2 separate regions of the Mus musculus genome follow, and region 1 is linked to region 2. The links are chromatin loops, found by intact Hi-C in ENCODE. Cell type or tissue: heart. All regions are shown on one strand. Each heading gives the region's core, and the rest is flanking DNA. Links, peaks and the distances in the headings are about the cores only. Region 1 has its middle 17 kb from the start of Gm26176. Region 2 has its middle 16 kb from the start of Gm6567.

Evidence for each region. Hi-C counts contacts between places; a loop is a spot of excess contacts. Peaks named below come from ENCODE experiments on the same cell type or tissue, not always from the same donor. Only the 100,000 strongest peaks of a DNase experiment are listed, where the experiment ranks them.
Region 1: a loop joins it to region 2, with 3 times the contacts of the local background. A loop is called at or near these places in 2 of 42 quality-filtered maps.

Annotation. Positions count from the first base shown.
Region 1 is chr7:73,621,414-73,636,551 of GRCm38, reverse strand. No RefSeq gene overlaps it. Among named protein-coding and RNA genes, the nearest start is that of Gm26176, 17 kb to the left of the region's middle. In heart, for the core only: a CTCF peak has its summit at 8,228 (motif pointing right); a DNase peak (open chromatin) is centred at 8,291.
Region 2 is chr7:73,110,498-73,125,635 of GRCm38, reverse strand. No RefSeq gene overlaps it. Among named protein-coding and RNA genes, the nearest start is that of Gm6567, 16 kb to the right of the region's middle. In heart, for the core only: no CTCF peak of the experiment used is centred there; a DNase peak (open chromatin) is centred at 6,585; H3K27me3 peaks cover 991 bases.

The sequences.
Region 1 (15,138 bases), core at 4,168-12,167, 510 kb before region 2:
GCTTCTGGCCTTCATAAAAAGGATGATACATGATTTAGAGTCATAGTCGCAACAAAAGCAGCTTGCCATTCTAACATCAATCCTAGTGCTCAGCTTCCGGAAGCATCACGAGGCCCCCCCATGGGTTTCTGGTGCTGTAGTTTACTGATGATGGCCCCCGTTGGTGCAAGTTTGACAGTATCCTCAAAATAGGCAGCTGTCTGACACATCTGCAGGGTTTGTATCTTGGCTGCGATCCATTCAAAGCTGTTTTAAAGCAGATTTTATTTCTGGAAACAAGGATATTAAGGCAATCTGAGAATTATATGGTCAAAGAATTGTTTGGAGGGTGGGGCTGAGACAGGGTTGCTCTGTGTAGCCCTGAATGTCCTGAAACTCGCTCTGTAGACCAAACTAGTCTTGAAATCAGAGATCCACCTGCTTCTGCCTCCCAAGTGCTGGGATAAAAGGCGTGCGCCACCACACCTGCCTGTTTTATGAGCTTTCTAAAAACACTATTTTGTTTTGTTTTGTTTAAAATAAAAAAAAAGGCTGGTTGCCAATCAGTGGGCACACGCCTTTAACCCCAGAACTCCAGAGCAGAGGCAGGAGACTCTCTGTGTTTGAGGCCAGCCTGATCTACAGAGCTCCAGGACAGCCAGGGCTACAGGTGAAACCCTGTCTTGAAACAAACAAACAAACAAAAGACATACAAACAATCAAAACTACAGAAGATAGCCACATACGTTTTTACCTGTTTTACCTTTCCTCTGGGTCCTTTAGCCCTCCGTGGAAGAGTAAAATATGTCCTGAAGACGTGAAGTTTGGTGGCTGGAGAGATGGCTCGGTGCTTAAGATTTACTGCTTTTCTAGAGTTTAGTTTTCAGTATCCAAGTCCCAGCTCCCTCTCAGACAGCTTACAAACTCCAGTTCCAAGGCGTCAGGTGCCCTCTTCCGGCCTCCTTGGGGATCACTACAAACATGGCATACAGTCCCACGGACATACACACATAGTTGGCTTTGGGGTTTTGGTTTGGTTTTGGTTTTTCAAGACTGGGTTTCTCTGGGTAGCCCTGGCTGTCCTGGAACTCACTCTCTAGACCAGTCTGACCTGCCTCTGCCTCCCGAGTGCTGAGATTAAAGGCGTGCGCCACCACTGCCCAGCCACACGTAGTTTTTGTGTGTCGTTTTTGGTTTTTGCTTTGTTTTCTTGAGACAGGGTCTCACTATGTAGCCTTGGATGATGTGGACCAATCACTATGTAGACCAGGCTAGCCTGGAATTCAGAGAACTACGTGTTCTGCCTCCTGAATACTGAGATTAAAGGCATGTCCTGCCATACCCTGATCTAAAATAAATCTTTTTTTTTTTTTTAGGATGAAGAAGAGATCTGTCAAAGCCACGGTACTCATATGTTTTTTTTTATGATTTATTTATTTTCTTTATATGAGTATACTATAGCTGTCTCCAGACACACCAGAAGAAGGCACCAGATCCCATTACAGGTGGTTGTGAGGCACCATGTGCTTGCTGGGAATCGAACTCAGGAGCTCTGGAAGAGCAGTCAGTGCTCTTAACTGTTGAGCCATCTCTCCAGCCCCAGTACTCAATTATTTGAACTCTGGAGTTCAATCACAGTGTGCTCTAACATCAAAAGTATTTGAATAATTGGAAACTGCCTTACAAATGCTTCGTTACGAACCTTTAGTCAATAACACCGTTTTCTCCTTCAGTCTGGTTCAGGGTTGCTTGCTTTGGATACTGAGTCCATTCCTATCTCGGGTTGCTTTCAAATTCTCAGGAAGGAAGGAAGGAAGGAAGGAAGGAAGGAAGGAAGGAAGGAAGGAAGGAAGACAAAAGGACAGGTCTGGCAGCACAGGCCTGTAATCCCAGATTTTCAGGAGGCTGAATATAGACAGATACAAATAGAACATAGATGTACTGTAGACAAATCACTCATGCACATAAGATAAATAGATTTTTTTTTTAAAAAAATGTTTTTAAGAGTGACCGGAGAGGGCCAGGCGTTGTGGCTCATGCCTTTAATCCCAGCACTTGGGAGGCAGAGGCAGGCAGATTTCTGAGTTTGAGGCCAGCCTGGTCTACAGACTGAGTTCCAGGACAGCCGAGGACTACACAGAAAATAACCTGTCTCGAAAAACCAAAACAAAAAACAAGAATGACCAGAGAGGGCTGGGCGTAGTAGCACACACCTTTAATTCCAGCACTTGAGAGGCAGAAGCAGGTGGATTTCTGAGTTCGAGGCCATCCTGGTCTACAAAGTGAGTTCCAGGACAGCCAGGGCTACACAGAGAAACCCTGTCTCGAAAAAGAGTGACCAGAGAGACAGTTCAGTGGTTAAGCGCATTTACTGTTCTTGCAATAGTCTCAAGTTAGGTTCCCAGCACCCACGCTAGGCAGCTCACAGCTGCCTCCAACTCCAGCCCTTCGCCTTCACGGGCACCACTCTCACATGTACAACCCATTCACAAAACTACACACATACCATAGATAAAAAATAAAATAAAAATTTAAATGGTTTGGGGGCTGAAGAGATGGCTCAGAGGTTAAGAGCACTGATTGCTCTTTCAGAGGTGCTGAATTGAATTCCCAGCATTATCTCTTACTTCATTTGGGGATCCACATCTTCTGACCTCAGAGGGCACCAGGGGTGAAAGTGGTACACAGACATAAGTCCAGGCAAAACATCCACACTCATGAAACAATAAAATAATATTTAAAAGATAAAAATAAATAAATGCATAAAAAAGAAAAGAATGAATTTAGCTTTGTATGCACTTAGCATGCATGCATGTAAAGTGACTCGGCAAGGAAAGCCTGATGAATCTTAATGATACAGTGACAGATTCAGGTACTCCTTCCTCTGTAATGACTGCATGTAGCTGACAAATATTGCAAGGCCCAGACGATCCCATCATCACTGAGAACACATGGCTCAGGGCACCATCCAGCAAGTGTGGACAGCACTTTTCTTTGTTTGGTTTTTCAAGACAGGGTTTCTCTGTGTGGCCCTGGCTGTCCTGGAACTCACTTTGTAGACCAGGCTGGTGTCGAACTCAGAAATCTGCCTGCCTCTGCCTCCCGAGTGCTGGGATTAAAGGTGTGCACCACCACCGCCCTGCACGTTGTTTTTAAGAATTCAAGACACTCTCGCTGAGTGCGATGGTATACAGGTGGAAGCAGGAGGAACACTGCAAGGGCTACATGATAAGCCTCTGGAAAGAGAGAGGGAGAACCCTAACTCTAACCAGAACAAAGAGATGGGATAGGCCTAGATTTCTGAATCCCACAGTGCCTGCTGTCAGGAGGTTGAGAACAGCAGGAGTGACCGAGAAGGCACCATGGGAGCTTTAGCTATGTTCCTGCCTTAGTTTGGCAGTCCCTGTGATTATATGATAGACTTGCCAAGATGTAATGAGAATGTCACCTTTTTATTGCACTGGAGTAATTGAGAGTCACCGAGATGGCTCAGTGGTAAAGGTGCTGCGTGCTGACCATCTAGTTAAGATCCCCACCCGGTGGAAGGAGAGAACAAATTTCCAAAAGTTGTCCAATGACCTCCACATGCACATGATGGCTTAGGGCTCACACGCCCCATACATAATTTTAATATCTTTTATCTCTACTTTATTTATATGTACAAATGTTTTGCCTGTGTGGTGGTTTGCATAAAAATGGGCCCCCATAGGCTCATAGGCAGTGGCATTATTAGGAGGTGTGGCCTTGATGGAGTAGACGTGAGGTCGTAGGAGAAAGTGTGTCACTGTGGGCAGGCTTTGAGGTCTCAAATGCTCAAGCCAGGCCTAATGTGGTACTCTCTTCCTGCTGCCCGCTGATCTAGATGTAGAGCTCTCAGCTACCTCTCTAGCACCATGTCTGCCTGTGTCCTGCCATGATGACAATGGACTGAACCTCTGACTGTAAGCCAGTCCCAAATAAATGCTTTCCTTTCTCAGAGTTGCTGTGGTCATGGTGCCTCTTCACAGCAATAAAAACCCTAGCTGAGATAGCCTGCATGTATGTGTGATCGCCAAGTGTATTCTTGATGCTCCAGGAAGTCAGAAGTGGGCATCAGATCTCCTGGAACTGAAGTTCGGCTCTGAGCTACTATGTGGGTGCTGGGAATGGAACTGGGGTCCTCCGAAGAGCAACAAGCACTCTTCACCACTGAGTCATCTCTCCAGCCCCTAAAAACATTTAAAAAATAAAAAATAAATTAAAAAAATAAAATTTAAAGGGGCTGGTGAGATGGCTCAGGGGTTAAGAGCACTGGTTGCTCTTCCAGAGGTCCTGAGTTCAAGTCCCAGTAACCACATGGTAGCTCACAACCATCTGTAACGAGATCTGACGCCCTTTTCTGGTGTGTCTGAAGACAACTACAGTGTGCTTACATGTAGTAAATAAATAAATCTTTAAAAAAAATTTAGAGCCGGGCGTGGTGGCGCACACCTTTAATCCCAGCACTCGGGAGGCAGAGGCAGGCAGATTTCTGAGTTCGAGGTCAGTCTGGTCTACAAAGTGAGTTCCAGGACATCCAGGGCTATACAGAGAAACCCTGTCTCAAAAAACAAAACCAAAAAAATTTACTTATTTTATGTATATGAGTACCATCACTGTCTTCTAATATACCAGAAGAGGGCCTCAGATCCCATTATAGGTGGTTGTGAGCCACCATGTGGTTGCTGGGAATTGAACTCAGGACCTCTGGAAGAGCAATCAGAGCTCTTAGCTGCTGAGCCACCGCTCCAAACCCCAGGAAATTTTTGTTTGTTTGTTTGTTTTGGTTTTTTTTTTTTTGTTTTTTCTTTCTTTCTTTCTTTCTTTTTTCACTTTGTAGACCAGGCTGGGCTTGAACTCAGAAATCTGCCTGCCTCTGCCTCCCAAGTACTCGGATTAAAGGCGTGCGCCACCACGACCGGCTAGGAAATTTTTAATAAATAAATTAAGTGGATTATTTAAAACAGAAAAATGGGGCTGGAGAGATGGCTCAGTAGTTAAGACCATTGACTGCTCTTTCAGAGGTCCGGAGTTCAATTCCCAGCAACCACATGGTGGCTCACAATCATCTGTAATGGGATCTGATGCCCTCTACTGGTGTGTCTGAAGACAGCTATAATTGTACTCATATACACAAAATAAATAAGTAAACCGAAGAAGAAGAAGAAGAAGGAGAAGCTGGGTGTGGTGGCACATGCCTTTAATCCCAGCACTCGAGAGGCAGAAGCAGGTGGATTTCAGAGTTTGAGGCCAGCCTGGTCTACAAAGTGAGTTCCAGGACAGCCAGGGCTATACAGAGAAACCCTGTCTCGAAAGAAAAAAAAAATAAATAAATAAATAAAAAAGAAAGAAAAATGACACACATCTAGGACACACATGACTCACTCACCTGTCTATCACAGTGTTATGTGTTCTCAGGCGTCTAAGGAAGGGGAAGAAGAAAAATCTGACCCTCTCATACCCTGGCCAAAAGAGGAGCAGATACCGCAGAAGTGCTGGGCCCTGGAGAGGCTGTCGAACAAATGAGAGTGATTTGCTCTGACAGCTGAGCTGCCTCAGCAATCAGGCAGCATTCACTCTGCACAAAGGGGGTCCCATCAGCCCTTCAGCTGGGCCTCTGGGTCTGACATAAGCACTAATTCAGAAGAAGCCGTCGAGTTCATCTTCTGCGTGTTCCTTGTTGCTATGGATAGCTTAGAGGGGATGGAACCCGGAAGCATGCACTAAAGCACCTGCTGAGATGGGGTAAGGGGGGGCACAGTCCAGGGTTAGCCTTCGAGTCGTTTAGATGAAGCACTTTGAATTCAACCCCTGAATAATGGAAAGATAGAATCTCTGTCGTGTTGCTATGATTTAACTACTACCAAAATCCCCGTGGGGGGGTCAATGGTTTATATTTACTGAGAATCAAGAAAGTCAACTAACCAAGTTTAATTTACTTTAGCTTTCTTTTTTTCACCTTAATGCCAAATCGTTTGTTTTTTTTTGTTTAAAGACAGGAATTTGTCCTTGAACCGATGATCCTCCTGCCTTAGCCTCTGGAGTACTGGGATTGCAAGCATACGCCACCACACCTGGATCTTCCTAGTTTAACATTTATTGGCAAACATCCCCTCCAGATAAGAGCTGGAGAATACCATTCATTTCTTTCTCTGGGTGGTTGTTCAATTATTTTCAAAAACATCTGGCATAAAATAAGACATTAAAGGGCACACATGACAGACAACCACATCTGTGAGTGTGCATCCTTTTTTTGTAATCTATCAAGAGAGTCCAGAGCTGGTGATGTGACTCGGTTGGTACAGTGCTGGCCTAACCTGCTCGAAATCCTAGGTTTGCTCCCCCAACACAGCCTGAACCAGGTATGGCAGCACACTTGTAATGGCTCCAATGTGGAGCATGGAGACCAGAAGTTTAAGGCCATCCCTGGGTACACAGAGAACTCAAGCCAGCCTGAGCTACAAGAGACCTTGTCTCAGAGAAGAAAAGAAAACCTCTGCAAGTAGCCACCATAGAACTCAAAGTCACAGATGCTAAGCAAGAATTCTGCTGGAATACTCTCCTAGCCTCTGTGTGTGTGTGTGTGTGTGTGTGTGTGTCTGTCTGTCTGTCTGTCTGTCTGTCTCTGTACATATTTGTACGTGTTTGTGTCTGTGCCCCCAATCAGGTCTAGCCACTCGTCCTCAACAAGCCAACTAAAACTCCCAAAGTAAAAGAGGAAATCAGAAAAAGAAGCTTTATTCGGTATGGCCACATTGGGAAGAGACATGAAGTGATCCATCAAGTCCCTCAAGTCAGTCTCCTGGGTCCTGAAGTGAGATCAAAGTTTTGGTTTTTCGGGACAGGGTTTCTCTGTGTAGCCCTGGATGTCCTGGAACTCTCTCTGTAGACCAGGCTGGCCTCGAACTCAGAGATCTGCCTGCCTCTGCCTCCCGAGTTCTAGGATCAAAGGCGTGATAGAGGGTAAAACATCTAAGTGTTCCTGGTCAAGGTATGGTCCTGCCTACCAGCCCACTATTATCTGGATTTCAGTGTCGTTGTATAAAGTGCTCGAACAAATTATTACAACTGTTTGAAATCTCTTTCTAGGACACAGGTTTCCCCTCTGCCTGAAGCCCTTTCTTCTCTCAGCATGAGATTCCTGGAGACTTTTCCATTTCTTTGGAGTTCATTGTTACAGTAGTCTGCTAATCTGATTGAGGGACAATGGTGTCTATTAAGAGTATCTTCTTTTCTGCCAGGTAGGTTACAGTAAGGATTATAGTCAACCCCACTAAAGATTCCACTCTTCCTTTTCCTCCTCCTCTCCCTCCTCCTCCTCTTCCTTTTCCTCCTCCTCTTCCTCCTCTTCCTCTTCCTCCTCCTCCTCTTTTGATACATGCCTCACTCAGTTCCCCCAAATGGGCCTTGAACACAGTCTGTGACCAGTGCAGGCCCTGAACTTGTGGTCTTCCTGACTCAGCCTCCATCCACGCTGAACTGAAATCTCCTCTGGAGCTCAGACTGGCCCCAAACTGGTAGCATTCCCCTTTACTGTGTAATGTTGGACTTACAGGCATGAGCCACCATAACCTGGATCAAATACACTTTAATATTGAATCTACAGAAGATATGCAACTTTGTAGGGGCATGAAGGCCAGACAATCAAGCCACAAAGTCAAACAATTAGGAAGTATATGCCAAGAGATATTGCTCTTGAGCTGTGCATAGATACTGCACACCAAGTTGTCCTGGGATCTTCTCGATACAAGAGCACATACTCCCCGCACATACTCTCCTCTCCTGCTACCAATTGTATGACTGAATGTGTAAACTTACTGAAAAGGGACACGCCATTTACAAAGCCTATTCACAAAGATGCATTTCTTGCCACCATCGAGAGTTTTGTTCTGGACCTCTGCAATTCAATAAATTCCAGTGGATTTTTGCTGCTGTTTCTTTGTTTGTTTGTTTTGTTTTCAGGTTGTTTTTTTTTTTTTTGGGGGGGTTGGGTTTCACTAATACATGGCTCAAATAAGGAGAGACAGTATAAAATGGCCATAGAGCCTGAATAAAGCCTCCTTTGTTTGTGACTTCCAAAGGCAGCTCATTCATGTTTCAAGCAGGTAGTGGCATAAATACCTGATAGGTCACCCCAGACAAGGCAAGTCTATTTATTATACCCAGTGATTGCCAGCTCGTCCAGAAGGCTGCAGCATATAACACTGTATTACCGCTAGATGGCAGTGATAGCGCTCAATACAGTAATTGGCTATGAAGCCTTCTTAGGCACTAGTATTCTTTCCATCAACGCGTGTATTCAGTGCCTACCAGGTACCCCGCACCAGAGGGAGCAGTTGGGATAAACAGGTTAATGGAAGAAGAGGCAACCCCTGCCCCCACAAACCCTATAGTCTAAGCAGAGAAATTAACAATGTGTGCACACATGAAATACCACCCTTCCATGATTAGGCAAGTGCTGGTGACTCAATGTGCAGAAGAACTGATGGCATGCTGGAGGAAAAAAAAAAAAGGTGAGCACAAGGTGAAGGAGCCCAGGAGGAAAGTAGGAGGTGAGAGACAGAAAGGGAGAGCCAAGGAGTAGACTTCCCTGATAGACAGTGGAGGGTGGTGGTCCCTGGAGCAGGGCCGGGCTTTGGGGGAGTCTTGGTCCTGAAGGAGACTCTGAAAATATGGAAATCACTGAGGGCGGAGGCCGTGACAACTGGATATTTGCTGTTTGGTAAGGTTGTACTGAACAAGAGCTAGTTTGCACTTAACTGGAAGGTTTGAATGCCTGAGGGTGCCGATGGGTTACAGAGACTTGGGTAGCAGAGGAAAGAGGGTTGCTGTGAGTCCCAAGCTGCCCTGGAGTACAGAGTAAGGCTCAGTCTCAAAAACAAAACAAGCAAGGGCCAAGGACAAGTAACAGTGATCCCCGAAGCCAGCTGAGGGAAAGGCAGATGGCTGGTCAGTCACCCAGTCTCCTGTGGCAAAGTGGGAGCTGAGACAGGAGGATCAGGACACCTAAAAACACCTCTGGGCCACTAGTCTGTTGTACAAGGCTACGCATGTACGTAAGTACGACCAAGAGAGACAGCCGTTTAAGGTAAGGTGGAAGGCAGGAACCGACTCCCAAAACCTGTCCTCTGACTTCCACATGTGTGAGTGTGCACGCATGCTCGGGCACACACACAGTACACATATATATGCAAAAATAAATACATTTTCGTTTGTTTGTTTTTCAAGACAGGGTTTCTCCGTGTAGCTCTGGTTGTCCTGGAACTCACTCTGTAGACCAGGCTGGCCTCGAACTCAGAAATCCACCCACCTCTGCCTCCTGAGTGCTGGGATTAAAGGCGTGTGCCACCACCACCCAGCAAATAAATACATTTTTAAGAGCAAAGCAAGGGACTGCTTGCGGCTCTGGCAGAGAACCCGGATTCAGCTCCCAGCACCCACATGGTGGCTCACCATCTTCTCTAACTCCAGGATCAGGACATCCAACTCTGATTCCTGGCCTCTGTCAACACTCCAACACACATTAGCACCCACAGACACACACAAATTAACCAAAAAAAAAAAAAAGAAAAGAAAAGAAAAAGAAAAAAAAGGTCTTTTAAAAATTAGTTAAAGAGCCGGGCATGGTGGCGCACGCCTTTAATCCCAGCACTCGGGAGGCAGAGGCAGGTGGATTTAAAAACAAACAAAAAATAGTTAAAGGGAAAAAACAAACAAACAGGAGTTACTGGAGACCAGAGAGAAAGGAGGAGTCACAGATCGGGGAAAGGTCAGTAGAGATAAAGGAACGGATAGACCTAAAATAGTAAAGAGAAATACGTTCATAGTATTCATTGTTGGGCTGGCCCAGACATATGACCAGTGTGGGACCCAGCCCTGTTGGGAAATGGAAACTGAACTTTCTACCTATGTCAGGAGTAGGCTGACTCCTTGTCTCAGCAAACAGCTTGACCACAGCCTCTTGCTTTCCCAAAGCCAGAGCCCACCCACCACCTTGTAAAATTTTGCTTACTGCAGTTCCATTGGCCTCCTGATAGTGCCCTTTTCCTTAACACTCTCTGGCAGCACTGGCCAAAAATTTAAACGACCCTATAAAACCCAAACTAGTCTTCTCAGGGCTGCTGCGTTCCCTTCTCCGGGAGGCAGTCCAGCAATTCGTAAGACGTATCATGCCGCATCAGCTCCACTGTCTGATGGCCTGGCTCTCTCACTGAGGCACATTGTGACTAGTATTAAAGGTGGTAGTCATTCACAGCGACACAGCTGTTAATCCCAGAGACGGGAGGAGAAAGACTACAACCCAAATCATCATAGCCAAATTAATTAAAGTAAGCTTTTCTATTCCTGTACATGGGCTGCTTCCCCCTAAGGTAGGATTTGAGAGGTCAGCATTGGAGGTGAGGAAGACAATGGTGTGTGTGTGTGTGTGTGTGTGTGTGTGTGTGTGTGTGTGTGTGTGTGTGCAACACCGTTTCCAGGCTAAGACAAGGCTTTTATAGCTCAAGGGAGGGGAATTTCCAAATTGGGATTTGGAGGGCAGAATGGAGGTTACAGGAGCAGAACATAAGCACAGCAAGTCCTAATGACCTCCTGAGACATGATTGTAAGGTGACCTTAACAACAGGTAGCCATAACAACCCTTTTGAAGCAAAGGTAGGGTTGCAAGACTTGTTATTAACTTTTGAAACAAAGACATGATTGCCATTCCTGGATCAGGCAATACAGAACTATTTGTAGTTAAGGTTACAGGTGGGCCATAGTTCAATCCATGAGAAACTGAGGGTTACTCATAAACAAGAATGAACCTAGTTTGTTTGGCTCTTAAGCCTAAAATGGAGGTAGACTGGTCCTTCAAATCCAACAGTCAGCATGCTAAGGCAGTAAAATGATAATCAGTGGTCAGCCTGGAGACTCTTGTTTGTTTGCTTGCTTGCTTGTTTTTGAGACTGGGTCTCTCTAGTGGCCCTGGCTGTCCTGAAATTCACTGCATCGATCTGGCTGGCCTCTGCCTCCTGAGTACTGGAATTAAAGGCCTGCCCCACCACACCCAGACTTTGCTCTTAAATCTTTTAAATGGTCTTGATATTTTTCTATGTCAACAAACAAACCGAGGTTTGGGGGCTTTTTCCTTCAGCCCACTCCTATTCTAGAGAGTGCTTTCTTGTCCTTAACAGAGTGTCTCTACTTCTATAATTAATCAGGTAAGGGTCTGGGTGTGAGAATACATTAAACAGGATTGGCTATGAGCGGATACTCATTAAAGTTGGATGAGTACACGGAGGAGTTTTGAGAAGTTTGTTATGTTTCTGACCTCTGTAGACAGCTTTTTTTTTTTTCCAAGCTAGATGGCTATCAAGTAACAGAACCCAGTTCCCTTGTTTGTTTAGCAAAGTCTTTTTTTTTTTTTTTTTTTTTTTTTCGAGACAGGGTTTCTCTGTGTAGCCTTGGCTGTCCTGGAACTCACTACAAAGGCGTGTGCCACCACCCCCGGCACGCAAAGTCTTTTTCATAATCTCTTCCCACCTACTTTCTTTAGCTCTTATGTCTTAGAGCAGAAGTTCTTAACTTTCTTAATGTTGGCACCCTTTAATACAGTTCCTCATGTTGAGGTGACCCTCCCAACTATACAATAATTTTCATTGCATATTACAGTTACATTACATAACTAATGTTGCTACTGTTATTAATAGTAATGTAGCCGGGCAGTGGTGGCCCACGCCTTTACTCCCAGCACTCAGGAGGCAGAGGCAGGCAGATTTCTGAGTTCGAAGCCAGCCTGGTCTACAGAGTGAGTGCCAGGACAGCCAGGGCTACACAGAGAAACCCTGTCTGGAAAAAAACAAACAAAAACAAAAAAAAAAAGTAATGTAAATACCTGTGTTTTCCAGTGGTCTTAGGCTACCCCTCTGAAAATGTCATTCTACACACACACACACAAGACCTACAGGTTGAGAGTCTGTTTTAGCAGTTAGAGGTTCCAGTGCAGTTTCTCCCACATACTGACAGGTGTGAGGTGCAAGGTTTTTGGGTTTTTTCCCCCTTTCTCTCTCGTTTAAACTGTCAGAAACTGCTGATGACTAATAAGCGTTTTACAATTCCTTCAAGAGCCTGAGAGCCATGGAGCACCCTTCCAGAAAGCAGACACTTTAATGCTAACACCTAGAAAACCACAGGAATGCTGGGAGCCTAACATAGGAACCTAGACATTACTCTGGCCAAACCAGCAAGCTTTCCTGACTGCTTCCTCCAGGCTGCTGAGTGAGAGCCTGCAGCACCTGGGCTGAGACCCTCCTACCCTGGCTCCCCTACCCTGCTTTTCTTTGCTGTCTTGGCCTATATCCCTCGCCCCCTGGCTCCCATCATCCATCCTCACAGAGCTACAGCCAGCTTCTTCCTGCAGCTGCCCAGCCTAGCAACTCTACCTTCTTTTCTGAGCAAAGAAAAGAGATCTCTTCTGGAATGCTGTCTAACCACGTGGGCTCCTCCCTCCATTTAGTGAGATGCTGATTTGTGTTTGTCAACTTGACACAAACTAATCACCTGGGAAGAGGGAACCTCAGTTGAGGAATTGCGTCCATCTGACTGGTCTGTGGGTACATCTGTGATGTGATTCATGTTTGCTGATTAGTGTGTGCTAGCCTAGCCCCCTATGGGCGGTGCCATCCCTGAGAAAGTAGCAAGCCCCAGGAATTCTTTAACTTCTGTGTCAGTGGTGTCTCATTTTTAAAATAGGCCATTACCTTCCTCTTAAGAGTGTTCTGCTCTTGTTGTTGTTGCTGCAGCTGCTGCTTTTGTTTTTGTTGTGTTGTTTTGAGACAGAGCCTCACAGTGTAGCCTCTGCCCGGAACTTGCTATGTAAACCCGGTAGGCCTCAAACCAACAAGAGATCTGCCTGCCTCTGCCTCAGCCTCTCAAGTGTTAGAATTAGGTGTATGTCTCCATGTCTGTCCCCTTAGAACGGTTTTAAGGGAAATGGTGTCTGTGTCCTACATGAAGAAACCATTCAACAAGTATTTATTAAAAATTAACAAGAAGCCAAGGACAGTGGTGCATGCTGATAATCCCAACACTCATAAAGCTGAGGCAGGAAAAATTTTCAGAAAATTAAAGGTAGCGTGAACAACACAGCATAGTAAAGGGGGGAAAAAAGTTGACACTAGATTGATTCTTCATCTGTAGTCCTGGCTAACCTGAAACTCAGTATGTAACTACTCCAGGCTGGACTTGAACTCACAGGGATCCACCTGCCTCTGCCTCCTGAGTGCTGGGAGGCCAGCCCAGAAACTTTCAGTTTTATTTTTGTTTTTTTCTAGACAGGGTTTCTCAGTGTACAGGGCCTGGCCGTCCTGGAACCACTTGGTAGACTGGCCTTGAATTCACAGAGATCCACCTGCCTCTAAGTCCTGAGTGTTGGAATTAAAGGTGTATATTACCACCACCTAGACAAAATTACATTTTCTTTTACTCTGTGTGTGTGTGTGAGTGTGTGTGTGAGTGTGTGTGTGTGTGAGTGTGTGAGTGTGTGTGTGTGTGTGTGAGTGTGTGTGAGTGTGTGTGTGTGTGTAAAATCATAGAATGTTAGTGCATAGCGCAAGCAGATGAAGAGATTTACAGAGGATGATACACCAGATCACATGAAGATTAGTTGCTGTTTGGGGGTGGGGAGGTCTGTTTTGATTTGTTTTATTCAGAGAAGGGGGTAGGCTGAGGCAGGCTCTCACCCTGTAACCCAGATTGGCCTCAAACTCCTCGCTTCTACCATCTTGCTTCAGCCTCCTTAGTGGTTCTTGTTCTTATGTCAGAGGACAGATTCCTGGGCTCGGGACAGGTAGGGAAAGGGTTAACTAGTCACAGGAAGACCTTCTGTGACCTGACACAGGAATGTGCTGGAGACTTGAGGTGATTAAGGGAACTTCCCACTCTTGCAGGCAGTGGTTAACCTTAGGTAAAACTGTAGCAAGCAGAAGCCCAGGCAGAGGGGAAGCCCTGGCTTGTAGATGTGGAGGCCTGGAATACAGTCAAGATGGTAAGGACTCATATTTCTGAAGTCTCTAGGGGAGGATGGGTGCTGGGACACAACCCTTTGTGTTGTTGGGTAGAGCCAGGCTTTCTGTGACTTACAGAGACTCCAGTCTCTCTGTCTGCAATGGCTTGGCCATCCCTAATATGTGCATCTAAACCTTCTTGTCTACAAATAACGATAGTGGCGCTGAGAGTCTCTCCTAAGACCCTTAACTTAATCATGCCTAGAAAGTCCGTTTGGTTTTATATCTTGATGAGACAAACTCTCAAGTCTCCTAGCCTAGCCTTGGACTCACTATGTACCTGAAGATACCCTTGAACTTCCGGTCCTTTGGCAATTCCAAGATTATAGACATTCCTGGAGAAATATTCCTTATTGTTAAGGTTCAGGAATTGCCACAGAAACCACTCAGACTCTGGTCTCAGTTAAATGGGGTTGGTTCATTGGACACACATCACAAGACTGATCACTCAGGATCACAGCCTACACTTGGGAGCTGAGGCTGGACCTCAAACACGTCTCAGGGCCAGCTTATTAAGAAAAAAAGAAAAACAAAAAAAAACAAAAAACAAAAACAGCCCGGTGTGGTGGCACACACTTGGGAGGCAGAGGCAGGTGGATTTCTGAGTTTGAGGCCAGCCTGATCTACAGAGTGAGTTCCAGGACAGCCAGGGCTATACAGAGAAACCCTGTCTTGAAAAACCAAAAAAAAAAAAACCCAAACAACAACAACAACAACAAAACAAAAACAAAACTAACAGACAAACAAACAAACAAAAAACCACGGGGGCTGGGGAGATGACTCAGCGGGTAAGAGCACTTGACTGCTCTTTCAGAGGTCTTGAGTTCAAATCCCAGCAACCACATGGTGGCTCACAACCACCCGTAATGAGATCTGACGCCCTCTTCTGGTGTGTCTGAAGACAGCTACAATGTACTTATGTATAATAATAAATAAATCTTTGGGCTGGAGTGAGCAGGGACTGAGTGAGCAGTTGACCAGAGCAAGCAGAGATCCTAAAAATTCTATTCCCACCAACCTCATGAAGACTCACAATCATCTGTTCAGCTACAGTGTACTCATATACATAAAATAAAATAAAATAAAATAAATCTTT
Region 2 (15,138 bases), core at 2,948-10,947:
GTCTTCAGCCATTCCTCCATCAGTCCTCGGTAGGCTGAGCACATTAAAGTATATATTTAAGTTTATATTGCAAAGAGACACACAAGAAGCAAGGTTGAAGCTGTGCAGAATACAAAGCTTGTTTGTGCACAATGTACTCCCATATTGCAAATCCACAGAGCAATGATTGAGCCTAGAGCCCAGCAGGATCCTCTGGGCCCCTATGCATCGTCTCTGTCTTCCGATTGTTCTGCCGATGGCAGGGAGGTGGCTGTCTGTCCACAGTCTGTAATGCTTCCCACATCATTAAGACTCAGCCTGAACTCTGGACTCAGCGAGTCCAAGGCATGGAGTTTTTGTACTTTGGGTATTGGGTGGGCATTGACTACTTTATTCCAGTGCATTTTTTTTTTTCTTCTGAGCTCTTCTGAGGACAGAGACTTTGAGTTGGCTCCAGAACTCCTGGCTCTGTGTCAAGCATGTGGAACCTGTCCCTGGTGCCTCTGGGCAGTGAGCTTTAGCCTGTGCCTGGCAAAGCAAGCTGGCTATTCTCTGCACTTCTGTTGATGAAACCCATCGCCAGGCTTGTATATACTCCAGTTGGTGGCTGTCTGGCTTTTTTTTTTTTCCAGGAGGAAGTAGTATTTTATTATTCTTATTTCAGATAGTGTCTCATTTAGCCTAGGCTGGCCTCCAAGCCCTGATCCTCTTGCTTACAACTCCCTAGTTCTGGGATTACAAGCGTGTGTCATGCTGGGATTACACGCATATGTCTTGTCTGGAAGCTGTGTTTCTAATCAATTTATGTAGAAAACCCCAAAGACTAAAGGGTGAAACAGCCACCTAAGGCCTTCATCTTTTGGCAAGGCCTACGTTAAAAAGTTTTCTCTGGTAACTGACAGTCACACTTCCGTGTGTCTTCCTTCTCTGAGTCAAGGGCAGTGCTTCTCTGAGCTCAGTGCTTTGAGAATGTACTTTCATTTCCATGGCAGACTTATGGGGGTATATATGGCAGGAGTCATATTCCATCAGCACAAAACATATGACATTCATACCCAAAATGAGGCCCAGGAGGTCTCCCTGGGGTCAGAGGCCTCATCATTCTGGATTTCCATTCAGACCCATTCCCCCACCCCCACCCATCCAAACTTTGAGTCCCAAGGTTCTTTGACTCAAAACTTGCAGTCAAGGCCAACAGGTTCTGTGCGCCATCTTCTGAGTTTTCACCAGAGATTTGGGCCAGAGTTTTCTACCCAGGTCGGAGAGGCCCTTTTGGGTGGTTTCCTATAGCAGTGCCTTCCCATAGCTGCAAAGAGAGCCTAACCCTAGTCAGCAAAGAAGGCTACTTTATCAGAGTGCTTGAAACTCCTGAAACTCTGGTGCCTTTCTTTGGAGTGAGATGTCCATGCAGGGTGTGTGGATAGAAGCGTAGTTGGGAACAGCCATTTTTTTTTCTTTTTCCTGCTGTGGGGAAAGAGAGAGCCTGGTTCAGTCCCGAGGCAGCACTAGCACTTCCGAAGTGAACTGAACTAGGTCAGGGAGAAGCTTGCTCGCATCTATCACTTTACAAAAGGAACTGAGAACAGAGAGAAATCTTAGCAGACATCTGTCTCCCCATGCTGGCCCACTCCTCGCATTCTGAGATCGCCAAAGGCAAGAAGATCTGGAAAAACAAAAAACAAAAAACAAAAAAACAAAAAAACAAAAAAAAAACAAAACCAGAGAATTTGTTTGTTTTCATAGTTGACGGGTGGGGGTGGGGGTGGGGGTGGAGGGGTGCAACTGATTTGGTTACAAAAACGTAAGCTGAACGATGTGCTTTGTGACAGGCCATTGACATGACTGTGTGGCCACAGGAGGAGGCTCTCCCTCTGACGAAATGGAGAAAATGAGTGATGGTTTCATTGCTGCCTCTTGACATCACTCTCTTCATCTGTGGGCGAGAGATGGCGGCTACACACTCCAAAAGAAAATGTCTGTGAGCTTGTCATTGCTAAGCATGAGGAAGCAGCTCCCGACCTACAACACAAGTTCAAACCAACCTGGTCATGCCAACCCCTTCACCCCACCCCCTCCACCCCCCCCCCCCCCGGGCAATGAGCAGAGGTGAATCAATATGGCTTTAAATCTATGCCAAATGATTCCCTAGCCAAAAAGTCCTGGTTTTATGGTCTTTAGCCTAGGACATCATCAAACAGTACATGCTGAGTTCCTTAAAGTATGAGAAACTCCTCATTGATCTCATTTCTGCTCTTCATTGTGAGTGGCTGAGCTCTTCTCATGTCAAGCTGCCACGGCACGGTTTGATTTTTCAAGAGACTGCCTGAAGTCCGCCCCAGGTGGTCTGGGAACAATGTGTCTGGCAGGACAGGTGTGCTGTTCAGACAGACCCCTGGGATTTGCTCTTACCATTGGGTCTTTATTGGGACTTCCACCTGCCAGAGCCAACCGAGGGCCCTTCTTAGAGGACTGCCCTCCGGGCACTTGAGTTCACGGAGCCTGTCACCTCGCATCACCCCAGGGACTGGGTGGATGCCGCAGCTCCCTTGCCCAATGCCTCTTGGCTGCATTTGGAGACGCTTTCCTGTTACCAAGACCTCCCGCTTCCTTCTGCTATTCTACATCCTGCAGTACATCTGGCCTCAAAGTGAGCAGAAGCAACTGGCTCCTTCAACCATTCGGGGTGATGGTGTAGTTCAAGTATGAAGTGAAGAGCCTCGGAAGAATTCTTTTGTACCCCAGTGTCACCTGGGGGAGCCTCCCCAGGCATAGCAACCATGAAGCTAAGATCCCTTGGAGAAAGCATGGCTGTCAGCACTAGATGTGGCTGGCTATTCATACATGACTGGTTATTGCTGAAAGCAACTATTCTATTAAAAAAAAAAAAAGGAATGGGAGCTATAGCCTGATTGATTTCTGTATGCATTTTGATCAAGTCCCTTGCTCTAATAGTGGTGGGCTCTAGGGTAGCTCCTAACCACTGGCTTTCAAAGAACAAATAAATACCATGCTTTATATTTAGTGTTTAATTTTTCTTTTGATTTGGGTCAGAATGATACTATCAGAAATCCCTATGTTTTTTGCCTCATCTTAAATGCCAATGCTAATAAAACATTAATAAGACCTTCATCCCCATGATGTGAGAGAAAGAAAACACTGTTGGATGGGTACAAACATTGCACACCTAAAGAAGATGTCCAGGTCGAGGCATACAGTGAGCAAGGACGCACACTGTAGCCTCTTAGTTCATTCACAATGCTCTAACAAAGTACCCTAGGCTAAGGGAGTGTCTTATAAACAACAGAAATTTATTTCTCATAGTTTTGGAGCTCACAGTCCAAGAGGAGGTACCAGCTGGTCACGTTTCGCTGACGGGCCTATTCCTGACTCCATGGGAAGATAACTTATGCTTGTTTCCACACACCATGAAAAAAGAGCAACTCTGGTGTCTTGGCCCTTTCTTGATCTCTAAGCCTATCTGGGAGGGCTCTACAATTTCACCCTGATCATGTCCATAGTTCCTGACCTATTGCTGTCACTATGGAGATTGGGTTTCAACATATGAATTTTGAGAGGACCCCCAAGTTCCAAAGGACTGCTAAGTCTTCCTGAAAAATCTAAATATTTTCTAGCCTCCTGAGACTTAAGAGCCAAACTTCTCTGTGAGCCTGAAAGCTTTCAAGACAAGCTCTGAAGGACCAGTGGCCACAATTATATAATTAAAAAAAAAAAAAAACCACACCAAATTTACCTCTTTAAGAGCAAATGAGGCTAACAGATACACACAAAAATTACCACTTGTTAAAACCAAATCTGGAAAATGGTGAAAGTATATAAGGGAAAGAAGAAAAGAGTCTGTTGTAAACCAGAATTAGCATGCACGCACGCTCAAGTCACCGGAGACAACGTAAGGACAGTTTTTCTGTGAAGAGATTAAGTGTTTTATAGTCTCCAAATAAGGAAGGATATGGTCATCATGTAGGCAGCCAACAAAGAAGAAGAAAGATATACAAGATCAGGTGTGGTCTTCAGCAAGGCCTGGCGCATTTTCACAGATTCTGTGCCTTCCCATCCCCAGCTGTGAACTATCTAGGATTGAGATCTGATCTAATTATCCTACCGAAGTAGAGAACCCAGGACTCATACAGTAGAGGCAAGGGAACTGACGCATGCCCCAGCTCAGCCTGGGCTATATGGTGAGCCCTGACTTTTTAAAGGAGGCTCATTTGAGATCTGAAGAAGACACCCTGACGCTCAAACCATGAAAGAGGCATTTTGTGCAAGAACCAACCAAAAAAGAGCTAGTGTTACTCTGTGAAGATCAGACAAAATGGAGGAAGCAAAAACTGACCATTAAAGACAAAGAAGTACTTGGGGGGCAGGGGGCTGAACCCTTCGTTTGTCCCTTCTCTGTCAACTTTGTTTAGTGTCTTTTAAAATGAGGGTTGTAAGTACACACAGCAAGATTCACACAGTGATGCTGAATTCTATCGGACGTATTTGATGCACATGTAATCAAACAAGATAGAGAACATTTCCATTATCCTAAGCCAGGGCAGCTCAACTTCTGATCATTGATCCATGGGACACGTCTGTTGTTTACGGTGGGGATCTTCAGTGTGCATTACAGGATGATTAACAGTAACCTTCCTTGGTCTTCAGACATTAAAAACCAGGAGCATGACTGTCAGGTCTTGAGACATTGCTACAACATTTCTCTATGGGGGACCAAACACTCATCCGCGGTTGAAAACCACTGCCATAGAATGATCTTTTCTGGCTCTTGCAGAAGTAACTGCCCTTCTTTCTCCCTTTTTTTTTAATGCTTCTTAATGTGTGTGTCATGACAGTGTATGTCACATGAGGGTGGGTACCATGGAATAGGAAAATGGAGTCCCTGGAACCAGAGTTACAGGTGGTTCCGAGCCACCTGAGGTGGGTGATGGGAACTGAACTCAGGTCCACTGGAAGAGCAGCAAGCACAATTCACCACATTGCCCTTTCTCCAGCTCCAGTAACTGCTCTTTTAATTTGTATTGCTTGTTTCCCTATCAGTTAACTCCCGGTCCCGGGCTTTAAATAAACAAACCCACGTGGCACGCACATTCCTCTGTTTGGCACAGTGCATCGTAGTCCCAAGCCGACTCTTCTCCTGCCAGCCAGCGTGGCAGGGTCTGTTACCCATTCACTTTGTTTCCAGTGCTTGGCTGTTGAGAACCTTCCTGTAAAAGCCTTTGTACAAACATATGCTTTCATTTTTCTTGGGCTAACACCCAAAACATATGGTGAGCAAGTGTTCAACTCTGTAAGATGATCTGCCAAACACTTTGCCAAAATAGTTATGGCAACCTGCGGTCTCACCATTGGCGTAGGAAGGGGCAGTGGCTCCATACCCTCCACGACGTTTGGTGTCATCAGTCCCTTATCATAGCCATTTTCAGTAGGGGGCTAAAGTATTACCTCATTATGGTTTTAATTTGCATGCCCCTAATGTCTATGATCTTGACCAGCCTTTAGTATGTGTATTTTGATTTTTATATGCATACATATACAAGGGGCTTACTCTAGAATATGTAAAGAGCTCCTTGAAATGAATGACAGAGTGTAATAAAAGTGAAAAGGAGTCTTGAGTGGGAACAATAGCGAATATGAAAGTCGCACTGTTTTGTACCTTTGCCTGACCCACACTGGCTATTTCTACAGCAGACACTTCTCTTTCTTTAACAGCACGCTATTGATCCAGCATCTTTCTAAGCATTTGACAATGTTAACTCACTTACTTTTCCACATGAACTCCTCTGGTTCCCCAGACTGTTATGGCAGTCCTCTTCCCATTTTACAGACGAGGGAGCGGACATGAGGCTGAATGACTCATTCAGCATCGTAGTTCACAGAGGAACTGAGATCACAACGCTGACTCGAAGCACTGAGCCACAATGTGCACTTATTCTCAGACACGCGCCGGAGCAGAATCTAGGTCCTACTGATGTGGTTCCTCAGACTCTGCAGGTACAGACGTGCTGGCTTTCAGCTGCCGTGACTACAGACTCACTGCTGCTCTATCCCTGTTCCTATGGCTGGTTGCTCTCACGCTGCTCTCATCCATGGTGGTGTCAGGAAAGCAGGGAACTTGCTTCCCTCAAAGGGAAGGCAGCACTTTCCAATTTGCCTATAGCTTTGGATCTTCTTGTGGTTTGGAGAGGGGTTTTATTATTTTTTTATGGGGGGGGGGAGGGAGGAATGGGATGGGCCACATCCGTGCCACCTGTTACTTTCTTAACAATTCAGTAGGACCATTGTGAGATTCTTATATCTTCATTTTGCCTCAGTAAAAGCAAGACTTAAAAACAGAAGTGGCTAATAGAGCCACATAAACATCCCTTTCACTTTATGTAGAATTACAAACCAGTATTCAAAAAAGTCCAGAGAACTCTATCTACCCAGTTAATTTAACAACACTTATTGAGTCATTGGCTAGCTGCCAATCACCCCCGTGGTGGAGTTTGGAGCTTGTCGTTAACGTAGAGGAAACACTGGGCAGATGTTCTGGGTTAGTTGCCACAGAGACGAAAACCTTCTTCCCTAGTGAAGGAGATACCGCAGAGAGTTCCCACTATCCCTGCAGTGGCAGTAGCCCTCCAGGACACTGATCTGGAACTGGCCTACTCTTCGTCAGCATCACTCTTCAACCCCAAGAGACTCGTTTGGATCCCAGTGATAAATGGACAGATGTGAGACAGCTGTCGGAGTACTCCAGAGGAGCTACTCAGAGAAAGTCATGAAGTGAGTTTTCCAGTTTAAAAAAAAAAAATGTCCCACAGCCCTTGTGTACAGGCCGTTTCTATTTTCTCCAAGTAGTAGGGAGCGAGAAGCTGGGGACAGGACTTGAACATTTGCCCAGATCGCTTTTCCTCTTTCAAGGCCACATAGAAACAATATGCAGGCAGGACTACTTTAAGAGTGATCAAAGTTAAAATGTCTCTTATACTACTTAGAATAGAGTCCTCTCCCTGACAAGTACAGCTTCTAGTGATAACTGATAGAGATGCACCCGTCCCCCACCCCAAGCTCCTCCTCCTCATGAAGACTTTCGACTGAGGTAAGGAGATGGCACATTTCTTTGCATACTTTGGAGGAAGTGGTGACATCTGAGAAATATTTCAAAGAACATGTACTGACTATCAGAGGACTTCAAAGACTACATACCAACTTCACGCAGGTACACAGTCAATGAGTTGGTTGTATGTTCATCCAGGAGGACCTCCAAATATACCTACACTTCTCAAGCCCACCTTCAGGGCAGGTTTATAATTTACAAGATGTTGAACTTTTATACAGGTAAATGTACCTTGGAGCAACTGGGGGCCCAAAGTTATGAATAACTTAATACTTGCTGTCTATACTGAAGGGCTAGAGTGTCTCATGCCAAATGCCTGAGTCCCATAGCCTCTCTCTTGACATGGTTTTTACTTAGCTCACAGAACATTGTTTTCTGAAAGGAGCAGGACACAGAAGCTTCTATGTGCACGCTAACATTTGGTGGGGAAGCTCGTGGCTTTGAAAATAACATGCCATTAAATGGTCAGCTTTGCTTCTCCCGAGAGCCCAGTTGAAAACACACTCTGGGAAGTGCTATTCTACTTTATCAAATGGATACATCGTGTAAAGCCCCTGTGTCAAATGTCCTATCTTCCCTGTTCATCAGTAGACCTAAGAAGCAGTGACAATTGCTAGGGAGAGGTCATACAGGAAGCTCCAGAGATTCAGTATTCATGAGCTGTCTCCCATACTGGGTGGGCCTTTATACTGTGCATCCATTTGCCTTTTAACCAACCATACCCCTGTAACCCCTTAACCATAGTCTCATGAGTTACCCCATTAGATCACTAGCTTGCTAAGCCAGCCTTGACTGGGATAGTGTCTTTGCTCTGCCTTTGGATGCTCTATCTTGAGTGAACAGACATCTGTCTATGCCTCTAGAGAAGAAGTCACACCACAGTTAGGGGAGTGCATACTCTCAGGCGAGTCACCCCGCGGTGGCTTGGTGTCCTTAGCTTTTAAGCGCTGCACCCACCTCAGGATTTCCCAAGTTGGAACACACACCACACATCTGTTGCAAGGCACGTTCCGATTGAGTTGTCCTTGGCAGGAGCCCGGGAGGCTCCATTTCTAACATGTGTCTCTGGTGGTAATGCCACCACTTGTCCAAGGTCCCCGCTTTAAGTAGAAAAGATATTTAAAGATTGTTTCCAAGATTGTATGAGCAGGTTCATGTAGGAAGGGCCAAGAGCAACAACTAAGATTTGAAAGAAATAACCTCCAAATAAGTTTTCCTCCAGGATGCTAAAAAGATGTCTCTGTTGGTGCTTGCTAACTTCCACACACCAGAAACTTCTTTAGTGACAATTGCTTGGTACCTCAGCCAGCTTTCTGGCTAGACACCTACAGAGAGCTAGTCCATCAGCCAATGGGAAGGAAGAACCACCACAGCTTATAAAATGAGAGGAGACAGCACCACCGAGAAGAACACGAGGTTCCCATAGGTCAAGTCAAGGGCACCAGGAAGACACTCGAGGGCTCTTTAAAGTTTTAGCTGCAGGTTAGGCTAGGGTTTCGATAGGCTGCTTTTATTTTTTATTTTTATTTTTGTAGAGCAGGGAGGACCTCAAGTGAAAAACACACACTCAAGAGTTTGCCAAGAAATTAGGGAAACGAGGCACCATGAGATCAGATAACAACCAACCAACATACCAAACTTCTTAAGCACCTTAGTATCTTATTTTCAAATGGGAAGTTCTTGCCAGTAGGAAAAAGCTTCAAATTTCCCTCCCTCCCTCCTTTATCTGCCCCCAACTCCTGCTTTCCCCACTCTCAGCATGCTGTATGCTTGTCCTGTGGGGAGGGCAGGCCGATGCTCCCGTGAGGAGTCTCAACAACAGAGCTTCTCCAGCTTCCAGATGCTAGAAGGAAAGACGTTTTAAGCAAATGCCCTGCGACATGTACATATCTGATTCTTTTGGGAAAAGCCAGAATGGCTAAGTGGAAACCAGATCACCTTCCAGAACAAAGCTAGAGATTCAACCTGCAGACATTCTCTATGGAATTTCTGACTTGGAGAAGGGGCATAGTAGGTACACAGGTTTCCGCTTAGCTTGAGGTCCCATATCCTGTGGGACACCGCTGCTGCGGAATAACACTGTTTGGATCAAATACTTCACACAGGAAATGACGTGAAAGACTCATCACAAGTACTCCTCATGCTCTGGATACACTTAGCAAATTTAAGACCCCCTAAAAAGTTTGTTGAATGAACAGATGGATGGACAGACAGACAGACAGAGCTTCACAAGCTGTGCTTTGTTTGGGGTAGAACTCTGTGCTGTTGATGGCGATTTGATGTCTACTTTCCCCTTGCCTCACGGTCATTTCTGTGTGGTGGTCCCCACCCTTACACTGCGGTCACACCAATAAGAGTCAGCTCTGCACACTCTGTGTGCTCCACCATTGTGCCAAAGATTTTTTTCATATAACATGACTCCAAGGGTCACAAAAACCCGAGAAACATATTCTGTCCAGTAGCCAAAGAAACTGGTCCTTACTTAAGACTAGCAATTGGCAAGTCCAATGTATCAAAACTCAGCTCTGGGTATTTCTGAAATTCAAGGGAACCCAGAATGCCTGTGTGGGTCTCTCCTTTCTTAGAAGCTGCGTGTATACTATCTGCCGAATGCAGAGCCCGGCTCACATAAGACAGGTACTTCACTCAGTATCTGCTGTCTCTGCTGCATCTGAGCAGAATGGATGGAGGAATGGGGACCTTGAGTAGCCGAGAAGTTACTTTGTAGCATATGAAAATTTGATGCCGACAGTGTGTGGATGGTGACTCTGCCACTTCAGCCACAGGTGCCTTCCTGCAAGCTGATATGTAGGGGTGGGGAAGGGCCTGAGGGTTCCAATTTGCCCTTTGGGGGAAGATTTTCCCTAATGGAATCTGTCACCTTTGTCCCCTATTAGATAAGCAGTGTCTTTGAAGGAGTGCAATAGGTGACAAGCAGTGAGGTTTAAAGAAGTCTTCGAGAACAGCTCTTGGTCCCCTGGTTACCATTTGATTACTGAAGAAAGAAAAATGACTAGGAAGAGGGATTGCCACAGGTTGCGCCCTTCCTTTTGCGTTTTCTGAGAAGTAGCCAATCCACTGTTTCCCTTCAGTCCCCTCTGGTCAACAGTCACCCTTTGTTCGTTCACTTTCATGTGCCCTTGCTCTGACCTTGCTTGGTGCACCCTCTATTGAAACTACTCTGTGAATGAGGCCTATACAGTTTCCAGCCTCACTTCGACTCTTCCTTCTCCCATGTCCTCCCTGATGCTTTTGGTTCTTCCCAGGACCTCTCAGAGATACCCGCACCCACAGGGGCAGCCGTTCTTCTCTTGACATTCAGCCTGGCATGCTGACCCTGAAAGCCCACCTACCTACACATATTTCGCCTTCATAAGTACTAGCCTTCTATCTTTCATAAGTACTACCCTCCTCTGCTTGACCGGCTCCAACCACTTCCATTCATCTGTCAAACTCAGCAACACCAGATAGATTCACGGCTGCCACCTCTCTTATCTTTCAGGACTCGATTTTCAGTTCTGTGAGCCTGACATAGCATCTACCATTTTCCAACGAGTTACCCAGTTAAAGCACCTATCTCGACTGGCTATCTGTGAATCAGCTGCTTGAAAACGTACGCGCTCTTTACAGGGAAGGAGGACACTGTCCCTGTCCTCAAGGAGCTCACAGTCTAGCAGGGATGGCAGAGGTGCCAGCTCATACAGACTTGCCCAATGCATTGTTACCTGCCCAAGGTGTAGGACGGAGAAGGCAGGTAAATCCATTCATCCTGTCCACCTAAGTTCTCTTGGAGAAGGGGGTTGTGGGTGCCTTCAATGGAGGAAGATTTTGCAGGCTGGTTTTTTTGTTGTTGTTGTTTTGAGATTCACTGATTTTCATGACTGGTGCTTGGCTCTCAGGGTTTGAAGAGCATGCCCCAACAAGTCTGCGGGCCAGCAGTTGGGGCAGTGGGTGAGAAGCAAGTGCTGCCCCCTCAGCCACTTCCCCAAGATTTGCCTGTGGCTGAGGAAGAAACCAAGGTGCTGTGTGACCTGGCTCACCACAAAAGCTGGGAATGGAGGAGACAGAGAAACAAAAAGCCCATTCCTCTCCCAGTCCACTCTTCTTGCTCTGCAGCCCCACAGCCTGCCTTGCAGTGTCCTACGACTTTGCCTTTTCCTAAACTGTAGGGTTACTTAGTCGCTCATGGGATCTGCTTTCGTACCAAGTTTGAGGCAACTTCTGGCCATCTAGCAGCAGAACTAAAGCAGGCAAAGTTTTGGCAGATCCATCAGAGCTTCTTTTCAAAAGGGGCCTCTTAGAGAACGCGAGGTCGGGCTCTCCCGTTGTCTAGGCAAGGACACCAAAGCCCATTGAAAAGGAACCTTTCACTTGGAGCAGACATGATCATATGGAAATGGAACTCTGGGGAGTTGTGTGTGTGTGAACTTACTGTGCTTGTCTGGTGTGTTTGGCTCCATCCCACTGGCCGAGGGTGGATTAATGTTCAGTACAGCTCTTTGGGAAGCTGGGAAAGCTGGGAAAGCTGCAAACGAACTTGAAACCTGAGGCAGTCGTGATCAGATCTGAGAGGAGTGGGGTGCATGATGGGTGCTGACAGCAAAGGCTGCCTGTCTGTAGGAGGCAAACTTTGGACCATGAACAGTTCCACTTCTTGAGCCCCTACATGTACCCAGTGTAGAACCAAGCAAGGGATATATGACTGCCCTAATGAGAAATAGGAGCCACTTTTGCTTGACAAAAGGAAACTGAGGCACAGAGTGGAGCTATGCATTTGTTGAGTTGTAGAATAGAGGCTCAAACAGAGATACAATTCATCTTGCTTTCTTATTTTGTTTTGAGACAGAGTATCATGTAGCCCAAGCTGGCTTTGAACTCACTATGTGGCAGAGAATGACCTTGAACTTCTGACCCTCCTGCCTCCACCTCCAGAATGCTGGGATTACAGGTGTGCACCACCATAGCCACCCTTCACTGCTGCTTGTGACACATGGCACTGTGGTTTGTTGGACAGAGGAACACCAAGACGGCCCTGGCCCTCAACCCCCCTCCTCCCTGTAATTCTCTTCCCTTTTGAGAAAGTTCTTGGTATCTGGTGACTCCCTTTCTTGTGCCACTTCCTCCACCCTAGCCCATCCCACCTAGCCTGTACTCTGCATAAAATTATATGCTTTTCTTAAGCAAAGTCTTGTCAATCTTTCCATGGGTTGAGACCTCTCCTTGTCCCACTGTCATGCCAGTGGTGGCTTCTGCACTCACAACTCTGCCTGTGCCATTTGCCATACTACTTTGTGCTGCCCCTTGCTCCCGAGAGCCAGGCGTCAATGGGCAGGTTTCTCAGTGAGCAATAAATGTAGTGCTTACAGAACCATCATGCCATAGAATCACGGGTGAAGCCCTTGCGTCCAAGCACCTTCCTGGGTTTCTTCCATATAGATCATGTTTTATCCTGTATTTCCATCTTCTTCAAGACTGATGAAAGCCCTGGGCAGACATTTGATTGACTGAGGGGTAGAAGTAATATACCTTCGGTGTCTTGGAACCACTCATTGAAGAACTCCCTTTGAGAAATGCAGCACGGTCCGACTGAACTGCTCTGCTGGGGCCCGCAGTCCCTGTAGGACCTCCCGAGACTAGATGTGGAAGTAAGGAGCCAGGAGCAGTTGCAGAACCTTGGAGAAGCAGTAGCTGGTGTACAGGGTACAGGATGCTCAGGAAAAGATCTGCTAGCCACAAAGTCTGGGGTAGAGGAGCTTCTACTGTGTTTCCATCTTTTCTTCCCTGTTCTGTGGTGGTCCAGTCTCTGCCGGGGGACAAAACTCCCTTGGGCAAAGGCTAATCTGGCTGATTTTCTGTTTATTTATTTTTTGTTTGTTTAATAATTATTTTAAGACCTATGAAAACATGTGTTAGGAACATCTATGCCTCGTTTCTTCTTCTTCTTCTTCTTCTTCTTCTTCTTCTTCTTCTTCTTCTTCTTCTTCTTCTTCTTCTTCTTCTTCTTCTTCTTTCTTTAAATTACATTGTAAACTTCTATTACAAATCAGCAAAATGTTCTTAAAAATATGTTGACCAGACAGGAGAGTTTCAAAACCTTTAAAGGCATATTGATAATAATGCTTTCTAAAAAAAAAGGTTAAATTTGTTCTGGGAGGATTTTTTTGGCACTTAGTGGTCGCTAGAGGAGGAAGAGACATTTTCTTCAGTGGTATAGCCCCTGGTAAGTTTCCTCTGTTCTAGTAATATGCTCCTGTGAGCAACCCTAATTAAATTCATTGGTTCACCCAATAGAAAAACACATTTTCCACCATCAAAATCAGAGATGTCTTTAGGTAAAAACAAACAAAAACACCCCCCCCCCAAAAAAAACAAAAAACCTCAAAAACCCAAACCTTGTGCAGCAGACAGAATAAGCAATCGATAGTTTATCTAGTTGAGGGGAGGCTCGTATTCATTTCTTTTGGTAAAAAGATGAAGCTGAACTATTGCTAGCAGAGATGCTAAGCTGGCCTATATGCAACCTCTGGCACACCCAGTTTTTTTTTAGAATAAATGGGATTCTCAGCTGGAATCAGCTACATTTGTCTCTGGGGCTAGGGTGCTCTGAAAGTCTTGTGTCTGTGTCTATAGCGGTACCAATATTAAAGTGGCAGCTGAGTTTGAGTCCTGTCTTTTCTGTTATCTTCTTCATTGGCATACCCTTTATGCTGCCCCTGGCAAGGAGGACCCCCTGTAGGACACTGCTGTATTATAATCCCAGTATATGTTTTGTCTCACTGCATGTTCTGCCTTCTTCTCTGTGCCTGGGTTGTCAACAATATCCATCACATCGACTGGAAGGAGGCCTGGAATCTAGTGGTTGAGGTCTGCCCAGGGGCTCACAGCAGTAAGGTGAGAACCATTGCATGGGAACAGTCGCTCCCATCTTCTTCCCTTTATTCTGGTAAGTGTATGGGGGGAGGCATCGAGGCCCAGTACATGGGTAGGGTGTTTATAATGGTTACCATCTGCTGCCTGTTTATAACCTTAAGGGATGTCATCGGAGCCTGGTAACATCTGCTGCCTGACTCTTTCCTGGGAGTTTTGGCTAAGAGGGCAGGTGATAAGGTGGACTATCTAGGGCTCCTTGGTGTCTGGTTTCGTCAGTGTCTGGTCTCCTTCCTACTTATAGAACTTTGTTTCCTGTTATAGAATTATGTTAGTCCTTTTCAGAGCACCAGGCTACCCTTCCATGGCAATGCATTGCAGAAACCAGAATCCTCTGAATGCATGCCATACTGGGGGTTACCCATTCCATCTTGGATCGTATGACATTTGTAGACCATTGACAAGAACTTCTTCCTGGTGGCTGCTCAAACCTTAGCTTCTAGTAGCTCTCATAGGACCGCTGAACTGAGACCCAAGAAAAAAACCAGCCAAGCCACGAAGACAAAGTAGTAGTTGTGCTGTTTTGTCTTAATTTTAGAAAGACAAATGCACTCATTAGAGAATCCAGTGAGTGGGAATATCAGGGGCTTTCCTTTTACATGGTCACTCATTTTCCCTAAGTTTATGCTGTTGACCAGAGAGAGGGACCTGGTTCTTTTAGGAACCAAGGAAGGTGAGTGTCCAAATTTGTTGTAGATCAAGTGGCTTGGACTCAGAGAGTTCTTTTTTTTGGGGGGAGGGCGGCTCTTCTGGGTCATTTGGAAAAGATTCATTAGCATGTGAGGTTGGACGGTTTCTAGAAACTGGTACAGTATATATCCTCTTAAGACCAGGTTTCCATACCCTGCTGGGTTTCTCAGGGGAAGCTCGAAGGCCGATCACTCCGTGTGGCAACTTTGTTGCAAAGAGATGCTGGCTTGCAGAGGAAAGAGGTGCTGTGTCGAAGTGAGATGTCAAGCAGGTACCAGAGACTCCCATGTCCTAGGTCTCTGGTAATGAAATGAGACTGAGGAGGAGTATGGGGAAAGGATTACCTGTGGTTTGGGGACAGTGCTTCACTTCCCTGGGAAGGACTGCTAATAACCCACCCCAGGAACACATTGTGGGGAAGGACA